2 separate regions of the Homo sapiens genome follow, and region 1 is linked to region 2. A link is a contact called in ENCODE Hi-C or POLR2A ChIA-PET data. All regions are on one chromosome and are shown on one strand. Each heading gives the region's core, a stretch centred on a gene start or an enhancer-like site at or near the end of the contact. The rest is flanking DNA. Distances are from core to core; before and after follow the strand shown. Region 1 has its middle 51 kb from the start of MIR4432. Region 2 has its middle 93 kb from the start of MIR4432.

What was found. Hi-C counts contacts between places; a loop is a spot of excess contacts on that map. ChIA-PET counts read pairs that join two places held with the same protein, here RNA polymerase II (POLR2A). Pooled maps may share reads with other maps.
Region 1: a loop to region 2 is called in a map of dorsolateral prefrontal cortex, with 5 times the contacts of the local background. The contact joins two enhancer-like sites. A Hi-C loop is called at or near these places in 1 of 168 maps with a recorded cell type or tissue (dorsolateral prefrontal cortex), 2 of 37 single-sample maps with no recorded cell type and 2 of 50 pooled maps. POLR2A ChIA-PET finds 5 or more read pairs at or near these places in 2 of 52 experiments (Panc1 and activated T-cell).

What each region holds. Positions count from the first base shown.
Region 1 is chr2:60,334,742-60,338,653 of GRCh38, reverse strand. No RefSeq gene overlaps it. Among named protein-coding and RNA genes, the nearest start is that of MIR4432, 51 kb to the left of the region's middle. RefSeq lists an enhancer at 1,470-1,659 and a silencer at 2,030-2,079. Within about 2 kb of position 2,038, at least 4 of the 41 ENCODE cell types and tissues checked have a DNase peak (open chromatin) inside an H3K27ac peak, as active enhancers do.
Region 2 is chr2:60,292,719-60,296,862 of GRCh38, reverse strand. No RefSeq gene overlaps it. Among named protein-coding and RNA genes, the nearest start is that of MIR4432, 93 kb to the left of the region's middle. Within about 2 kb of position 1,807, at least 2 of the 41 ENCODE cell types and tissues checked have a DNase peak (open chromatin) inside an H3K27ac peak, as active enhancers do.

The DNA.
Region 1 (3,912 bases), core at 789-3,288, 42 kb before region 2:
CTCAGCTCCTGAAATGCCCACTGTCAACATTCTTGGTTACAGACAACGGCAACACCTGTTTCAAGAATAAAATGGATCTATTGAATATTTGGGATCATTAGGAGTTGAGGGGCAGGGAAAGCAAATTCCAGGTTAAGTTTCCAGAAAAAGTGCCCCAACCGCACTGTAGAACTGGCCTGAAGATGAAACCACCATTGCAGCTACTGAGAACTCAATGATAAGAACTTGTCATTTCTACCCTGTGCACTGCTGCTTCCCAAGAACTGATGCTACCGTGTCAGCGAAGGGATTCCCTTGCTGAGCCCAGTTCCTTACACTGCTCACTTCATTTCTAAAGCAAAATCTTATGCAGGTGTGTACAAAGACAGAACTATGTCACAGGCCTGCATTCTAACTGCAAGAGAGGCTGGCAGTTTGAGTTGTGACTACAATGGGGAGGCAAGAATGCTATCATGAGATTTTCCCCCATTATAGAAAGGATTGGCAAAGATAGAGCCAAAGTTCCCTGTAGGAGATGTGTACAGAAGGTCTGATGAAAATTCGAAGTCTTATTCAGAACAAAAGGCCTAGATAACCTTCCAGGGACCCTGGAAAGAATGATGCCTAGGAAGGTGGCTTCTGTCATGAAGTGATCACCAACCATGGCAATGTCAACTGGGGAATGGCAAGGGGGAGTGCTGGGCATAGGGTCCAGCTCCCAGGAAACTAGAAGGAGCCCAGGAAGCTAGAAGGCAAGCTTATGTCAGCTTGGTCTTTTTAACAGGGCTCCACCCTGCCAAGAGAACAAGGCCTACATGGGAAATTATGAAGAACACACACACGCAAAAAAAAATCTGAGTTTGCTTTGTGTAGGGATTTAATTACTGACTTATCCTGATGCTTATGTATACTTGCAGCTTAGAAAAGTGAAGACATCTTTCTGGGACAGTTCTGGGAAACAGAAGCCCATGCGCACTAAAAGGAACCAAGGAATGTTTTCCATGTATCCTGAGCTGGACACCAAACAAATGTGTTCCTCTTTCTTTGCTCACTTAGAAGTCTTCTTCCTGTCCTGGGTTAATTGACTTCAACTTTGAAGGAGATGATGTTTATTTTCATCTTCGAATCTGACCTGATACCATTTAGAAATTATGAATAAATTTTAATACATTGGAACCCTATGTTAAACCACAATGCATGAGTGGATGAGTCACAATTCCAAGACAGCTCAATGCCCCACACAACTAAGACACAGATGACTTTGGTGCTCCCCAAATCACTTTCCCATGAAGGGCAAGGTTCTCTCGGCAGGGTGGGGCATGGTCAGAAAGGAGAACTTCAGCTTCTGCTTCAAAACAAGCTTCCAGGCTCAGATGGGCCCTGCTGTCTCAAACACTGCTCTTCACCCTGCCACGCTTTGTCCTTGCTGGGCTCGCCATCCTTCAAGGGCCCCCCTCCAGGAAGCTGCCCTCTCGTGGCAGGCATCTTGCTGGTAGCTCCCAATTATTTTGTGAGATGGGATGCAGAACAGAGTTGCTTTGGAAGCCCTGGAGGGTATTGAGGGTCTGACTTTTGGGCCGCAGGACCTCTGCAAAGCCTGATTCCTTGAAGACATCACTTTGACTTACTTGGTCCCAGAGCCTGTCTTGTTTTTAATTTCCCTGCTAAGTTTCTGTTCTCCAGCAACATATAACCCCCTTTTTCTACTTCAGTAACCTCAGTGGTAGCTCTCACCATGTTAAACAACGGTCTGATTTGGCATGGAAAAAAAGCAGTCAATTGTTCCCTTTAAATCTTAATGTTTTCAGCCCTGGGAACATTTGAAGTAACTATTTAATGAGAAGACTTCTGGTGAAGCATAGGTAAGATCTTAAAGGCTCTAATTGCTCCCCAGAGAAAGCTGTCAGGGCTAAGTAACCTCATTCAGGTTGTGTACGCAGAGCAGGGAGAGCAAAACAAGGCAGAAGTGAAGAGTGGAGGCTGAGGGGGCAGAAGTCACAGAGACTTCTCGAACCTGGAAGTATTTCTGGAGTTGTGCCTTGCACTGTCTGTTTTGGGTACCTGCTGGCTGACTGCTATGCCCCCAAATGGTCAAACAAATGACTTACTCTTTCCTGGGTCTAGTTGCCTTCTAATTTGGAACTCAAATTATAGTTCTTTCTTCTCCTCTTTCATTTAAATACAAAGCAAAACAAAACAAAATCTGAAACTATTTTTCCTTCTAACCCCCACGTGAACTTTTTATTCCTTTTATTTTTATTCATTTGCTTATTCACTGCACAAATATTCATCATGTTTCCCCGGGGTTTCAGGCACTGTCCTAGGCACTAGGGATGCACCCTATTGTTTATGCATTGTTGATTTAGTGGCAATAAGATAAATTTCTGCACAAGGGACAAGATAACAGATGCACACCCCATCTGCTGCCAGGGGGCACCTCCTAAGCCAATATCCCCTGCCTCTAAGTTTGGGCTGTGTGAGGTAGAACAGGGGAGTTCTGCCATACAATAGTAATGTTCACTGTGTGCCCAAGGCACGTGGAGAGTGAGGCACTTTGGAAATTGGGCTCAAAATGACTTCTTATTTAACTGAAACAAAAAGCCCTTTGTGTGAGCCTTGCTCCCTCCAGTCCATGGAGGCGGTCTGTTTGCTCTGACAGCAGCCCCGCAGTCCCTGAGCTGCCTCAGGTGAAATGCTGCCTGGTTGCCAATGGCCACACTGCTTGTGACCATTACAGGGCCTAAGTGGGTTTGGGAGCCATACGCTTGGAATTAAGTAAGAAAAATGGAGGCGAAAGCAGGGCACTCTGCAGCCTGTACTATTCAGTCTTCTCTTGATGTGACTGAGACTTAAATTGGGAAGTATTTGGCTGATGGCGAGGTCAGATAAACGTTACGGATTTGATGTAATCCCAGACCTCAGACTTGAAACGGAGCTTGACCCTTCCCTTTGAGCACTTTTATGCAATGCTACTGGACATGTAGTAACAAGAAAGGAAACAGAGGGAGGATATCGGTGCAGCCACGTGTTGAGTCTGGGAGAGAAAATGACAGCGGGAGCAAGATAGGAGATGTGAATCAAATCAGGGGTTGAAACAGCAAAAGAGAATTCCACAAAGTTAGAGCTAGTGACGGGGATGATATTCCATGATACGATTTTGGGGAAGGGGGCTAGGAATGTCATCTGGCTGTTTAGAAATCCAGTATAACCGTATGGCCTGAAATTCAATGTATAATTATTACAAATTGCACTTATGTGTCCTCGTAAGGCTAAGTGTGGGGGTGGGTGGAGCAGCTTTCACTTTGCCTGGTTTTCACACGGGGAAACTGAGGCACAGGAAGTTTCTATGACTTGCTCGGGGTTGTACAACTGGTGGCTAAATTTTGTATAAAATATAGTGTGTGTATCCTGTCTTTCCATGGTGATGATGCCTTGAATTTGTCAAGTACATTTGCATTTATCATCTCATTGGAGCAGCCCAACAACCCTGCAGGAGGTGGAATGTGTGAGAAAACCAAGGACCAGTGAACACTGAAAATGGACTGGAATTCCCAATTCTTGGGCACTTTCTATGTGCTTTGTGCCTTGCGCATGCTGTCTCAAAAAATACCATCTTTTAAAGATATAATTTATCGCTCTTTTGGAGATGGGGAGGCTGAATTTTGGGAAGGGTAAGAGATATGCCCAAGAGCACCCAATTGGTAAATGGTAGACTTGAGATGCAGCTCTAGGTGTATGACCCTGAAGCCTGGGCTGTTCCATGACAGCAGATGACTCCTACCACCTGCTACCTGCCTGTGGACACCCGGCAGCCCATCAGGGCAGAGTTGGCCTTAGAACTCCATTTCTCCACTCCTAACGTTTCCACCAGACCAAGCAGCTTGCACAATAACAGCTTTGTGGTGAATAGCAGAAGTGTGGAATCCGAGAGGC
Region 2 (4,144 bases), core at 558-3,057:
AGCATTGGCTTGTATGAGCTCCTAACAGAGTCTGTGAGGAACTGTGAAAGCTCCTCTCCTTGTCTCCAGACCCTGGCACGGGGGTGAACATGCTTAGTACTCCGGAAATTAGTCAGCCCCATCACTGGAAGATTTGACTGGTTGCTGCACTGTGGAGGGCAGGCTTGTAGACTATAGATTCCAGCTCCTGTTAGGAATGGATTAAATCTAACCTGCAGCCGCCACATGAGTGGCTTTCTTGGGGATCTGCCACACACGTGAGCGAGGCCTCAGACACATTGAAGGGAAATCAGCCTCCACTCCAGATGGTCAGTTGGGGCCCAGAGCCTCCAGGTCAGCTTTTGGGGGGTCTGCCAGTCTTGTCAGGAGTCCAGCTCTGTGCCATCATCCATTCAGTCTTTGGCATCAGAGAGGAAGGGAGTGTCTGGGGACTTTCCATGAGACCGGTTTAGCTGTGAACCCAGAAGAGAAAATAGGTGTGGTGAGAATCTAGCTGTCTCTGGCATAAACTCCTGAATGGCACAGGGTAGCTCTAAAGCTGGGCCTGAGCTTCTTAACTGGAGATCCTTGAATTTGTGGAGGATTCATGCACCTCTTGCAACTGGACGCAAAATGCATGTATGAATGTATTCACTTTTATCCTATTCTTAAAGGATTTGGGACTCCCCGAATACAAAGAATCTTTGCTTTATCTTGCTTTCTAGTCCAATGGGAAGACTTTGGGGCTGCCAGTTTAGGTGAATTCCCAACATGAGTCTACTCCAGCCTTATCCAGCCTCATAGATTCCAGATTAGATTCTGTGAGTTGATGATACTGAGGCCACCAGGCCAGCACAACGCTAAGAGGGCTGAAGCCCTGCTCCTGGTTGGACCAGAGTAGAATTATGGTACCTGCCTTCTGCATCCAACATTCTTTGAAAAGACGATGGGTCAGGGTCAGGATTTCTATCCCCCTTTCTCCGTCTTTCGTTTTCTTCCTTCCTTCTAGTAGGGAGCAAATGATGGATAAGAGGCAGAGATTTATGAGCACCGTACCTCATGGTGGCGCTGCTATTGAGAGGCTGTCAGCATTAGGAAGAGGGAGGTTTACTTGGCTGTGAAGAATCCGAGAGACTGCGATGGGCAGGGTTAGGGCCCTTCCAGAACAGATCCAGGAGCAAGGGTCATCCGGACCTCTCCAGTTTTCATGTTCAGGCGGGCAGGGAGAGGAGGGAGAGGGATGTCAGGGAAGGAAGTCCCAGACACCCATTCGAGACAGCCTCTGTGAGGGATGAAAGGCGACTCGATGGGAAAATTGACATTTTGCACCGTTGTCTCAATGCCGTGTCTGCCTGCAATGGGCTCAGAGCACCATTGTTTTCTTCCTGGTAATGGGCTCCACCTGAAAGCCCTTCCAGACGTCGAGGGCATGGCTGAGGGGTTACAAACGGTTCCGTGGCTTAAAAAGAAAACTTGGAAAAACCGCTGGTGTAGCCTAACAATGGGGCTTTGTGCTCTTGCCCGACCCTGCCTACCAGAGGGCCTTTTGTTTTCAACAATTTCTGGCACCGGACTTCAGGAGGCCATGGGCCCTGCTTTTCTCTTAAAGTCAGAAATACTTGCAGCTGGCATTCTGTTTCATCCTATCTCCTCAATTCGAGGGACCTACCCCCGTCTGAGGCCACGGCTGAACAGGAGTGGCCTGCTCTCTCTCTCTCCTATTTGTAAGGCAGGGCGGGAGACAATACTCCATCCAGCCTGGAGCTCCGGCTGTCTGGGTGAGTGCGACGCCAGCTGTCAGCCTGGGATAAGGTCAGACAGAGGCCACCCTGGTCCCAGGTGGGCAGGGGTCACCCAGGTGACCAGACTGCACCGGAGGCCCAGAGAGTGTGCAGGAGCATGAACTGTTGGGCTCCCCTGCAGGAGAGAAGCTGCAAGCACTGATGGGAATCCACTGCAGACCCTGGCCAGGGGGCCAGCATTGTTCCAGGTGCCTCTGTCCCTTCAGGAAGTTTGGGGTCTTCATTAAGCTTGTGCTTCTGCAGCCCAAACACAGGGGTATCCAGGCTGTGCTGGCCGGGTGGCCTTTCTCTGTTGATAGTTTTGTCATCTGGAGGAGTGCTTCAGGAAGAGGCGGTTCATTGGATCAAGTCCTCTCTCTGGTTTTGGAGACAGTAAAGCGTAACGATTAAGAATGAACCTTCTGAAGCCAGACTATGTTCAAATTCTGCTCAGCCACTGAGTAGCTTGGCAACAGAGGGCATGTGCCTCAGTTTGTTCACCTATAAAATAGGCCTAATGAGAGTATGTACTTATTTTGTAGGATTGTCATGGGTTTGAGTTGATGCACGTAACACACTTAGAGCAGTGCCTGTTAAACAGTAAGCACTCAATAAATGTCAGTTTTTATTATTAGCAAGAAATATCTCCAGGGGAAAGGGACCCTTCCCACTGATGACAATGCAGTGGCTCTGTGAGTGGTGTTTATGTCTGTCCGTCACGGTCACTACCCCTGAGAAACCTTCTTTTATCACTCCAACAGACAAGGTTGCCTTTTCTTTTAATTGCTTTGATATTTGTGATCTTGCACCTTCTAACTGAAAAAATTCCTTTAGGCTGTCTTCTCTGCCTTATCTTTTTCTGTCCATTCTCCCAGCTATTAATATCATAAATTCTTGTTAAATATTTTTTGGTTTACAGATTTCACTCTGTTTTTAGAAAACAACATATACTCTTTGTAAGAATATCCTTCATAAAAAGAAAAATCTCTAGTCTAGGATAATGTTCTTAAAGTTTTGTTCTTTTGATAAACTCCATTTTTTTTTTTTGAGAAGGAATCTCGCTCTGTCACCAGGCTGGAGTGCAGTGGTGTGATCTCGGCTCACTGCAACCTCTGCCTCCTGGGTTCAAGTGATTCTCCTGCCTCAACCTCCCGAGTAGCTGAGACTATAGGCACATGCCATCATACCCAGCTAAGTTTTGTATTTTTAGTACAGACGAGGTTTCACCATGTTGGCCAGAATGGTGTCTATCTCTTGACCTCGTGATCTACCTGCCTCAGCCTCCCAAAGTGCTGGGATTACAGGCATGACCCACCATGCCCAGCCATAAACCCCATTTTTTAAAGAACAGCACTCTACCTGACCAAAACTACATTGTAAAGGTATCATAATAAAACAGTATGGTACTAGTTCAGAGAGAAGACAGAAACAGCAGTGGAACAAAATATAGTAGGCAAAGCTCATGAATTGATAAAATGTATTATTTTATATATATAAAATTATTATTAAAAATTATTATTTATTAAAAATTTATTTTCAATAAATAAAAATTATTTATTGAAAGCCAATAAATACAGCCAGATTTGTATGAGACTTTATTAAATTGTAAAGATGGCATTGAAAATCAATGGGGAATTGATATATTAGTCAGCAGTGTTGAGACAGCTATTTGGAAAAATACACATTTTGAAAAATAAGTAAATCTGGATCCCTAAATTGAAAAAGACTATAATCACAAAAAAGTAAATGAAAATTTTAATGATATTCAAGTAGAGCAGACATGAAACTATGGGAGCTATAAAAGAAAAACTGATTAGTTTGATAACATAAAATCTGAAACTTTCGTATGGCAAAATATTATCAAACTGGGAAATAAAATATAGCTATCTGGGTCTATGTAGCAAAAATACCATAGACAAAGTGAAAAAAAAAAGACTAACTGGGGAAAATTTTTGTAACATATTTTCTTAATATGTAAAGAGCAATCAGTAAATCAAAAAGACAAATATAACAATAAGAAAGTAGGCAAAACTCATGAATTGATATATGTTTTAACCTGCTTTCTAAAAACTACTAGATAATCTCTTGTATATTTGTTGTCCACCAATGTGTCTTTTTCTTTGAAATATCAATTCATGAGCTTTGCCTACTATAAGTAGTGAGAGTATGCCTACTAGCTGGCTAGAGAACAATGGAATCAGGTCTTCCACTTGTGGGTCTCTCTCTTTCTCCTTTAATTCCTAGTTCAGGTGGCTTCCTCTCTGCCTGCCCTGCCCTGTCCTGCTGCTGGCAACCACACTTTCAAATCTGAAGGAGTGGTACACACTCCCTCCTCGTGTTTCCTGTGCTCTTCTGCTCCATCTTTGGTCTGCTGCCCAGAAGGC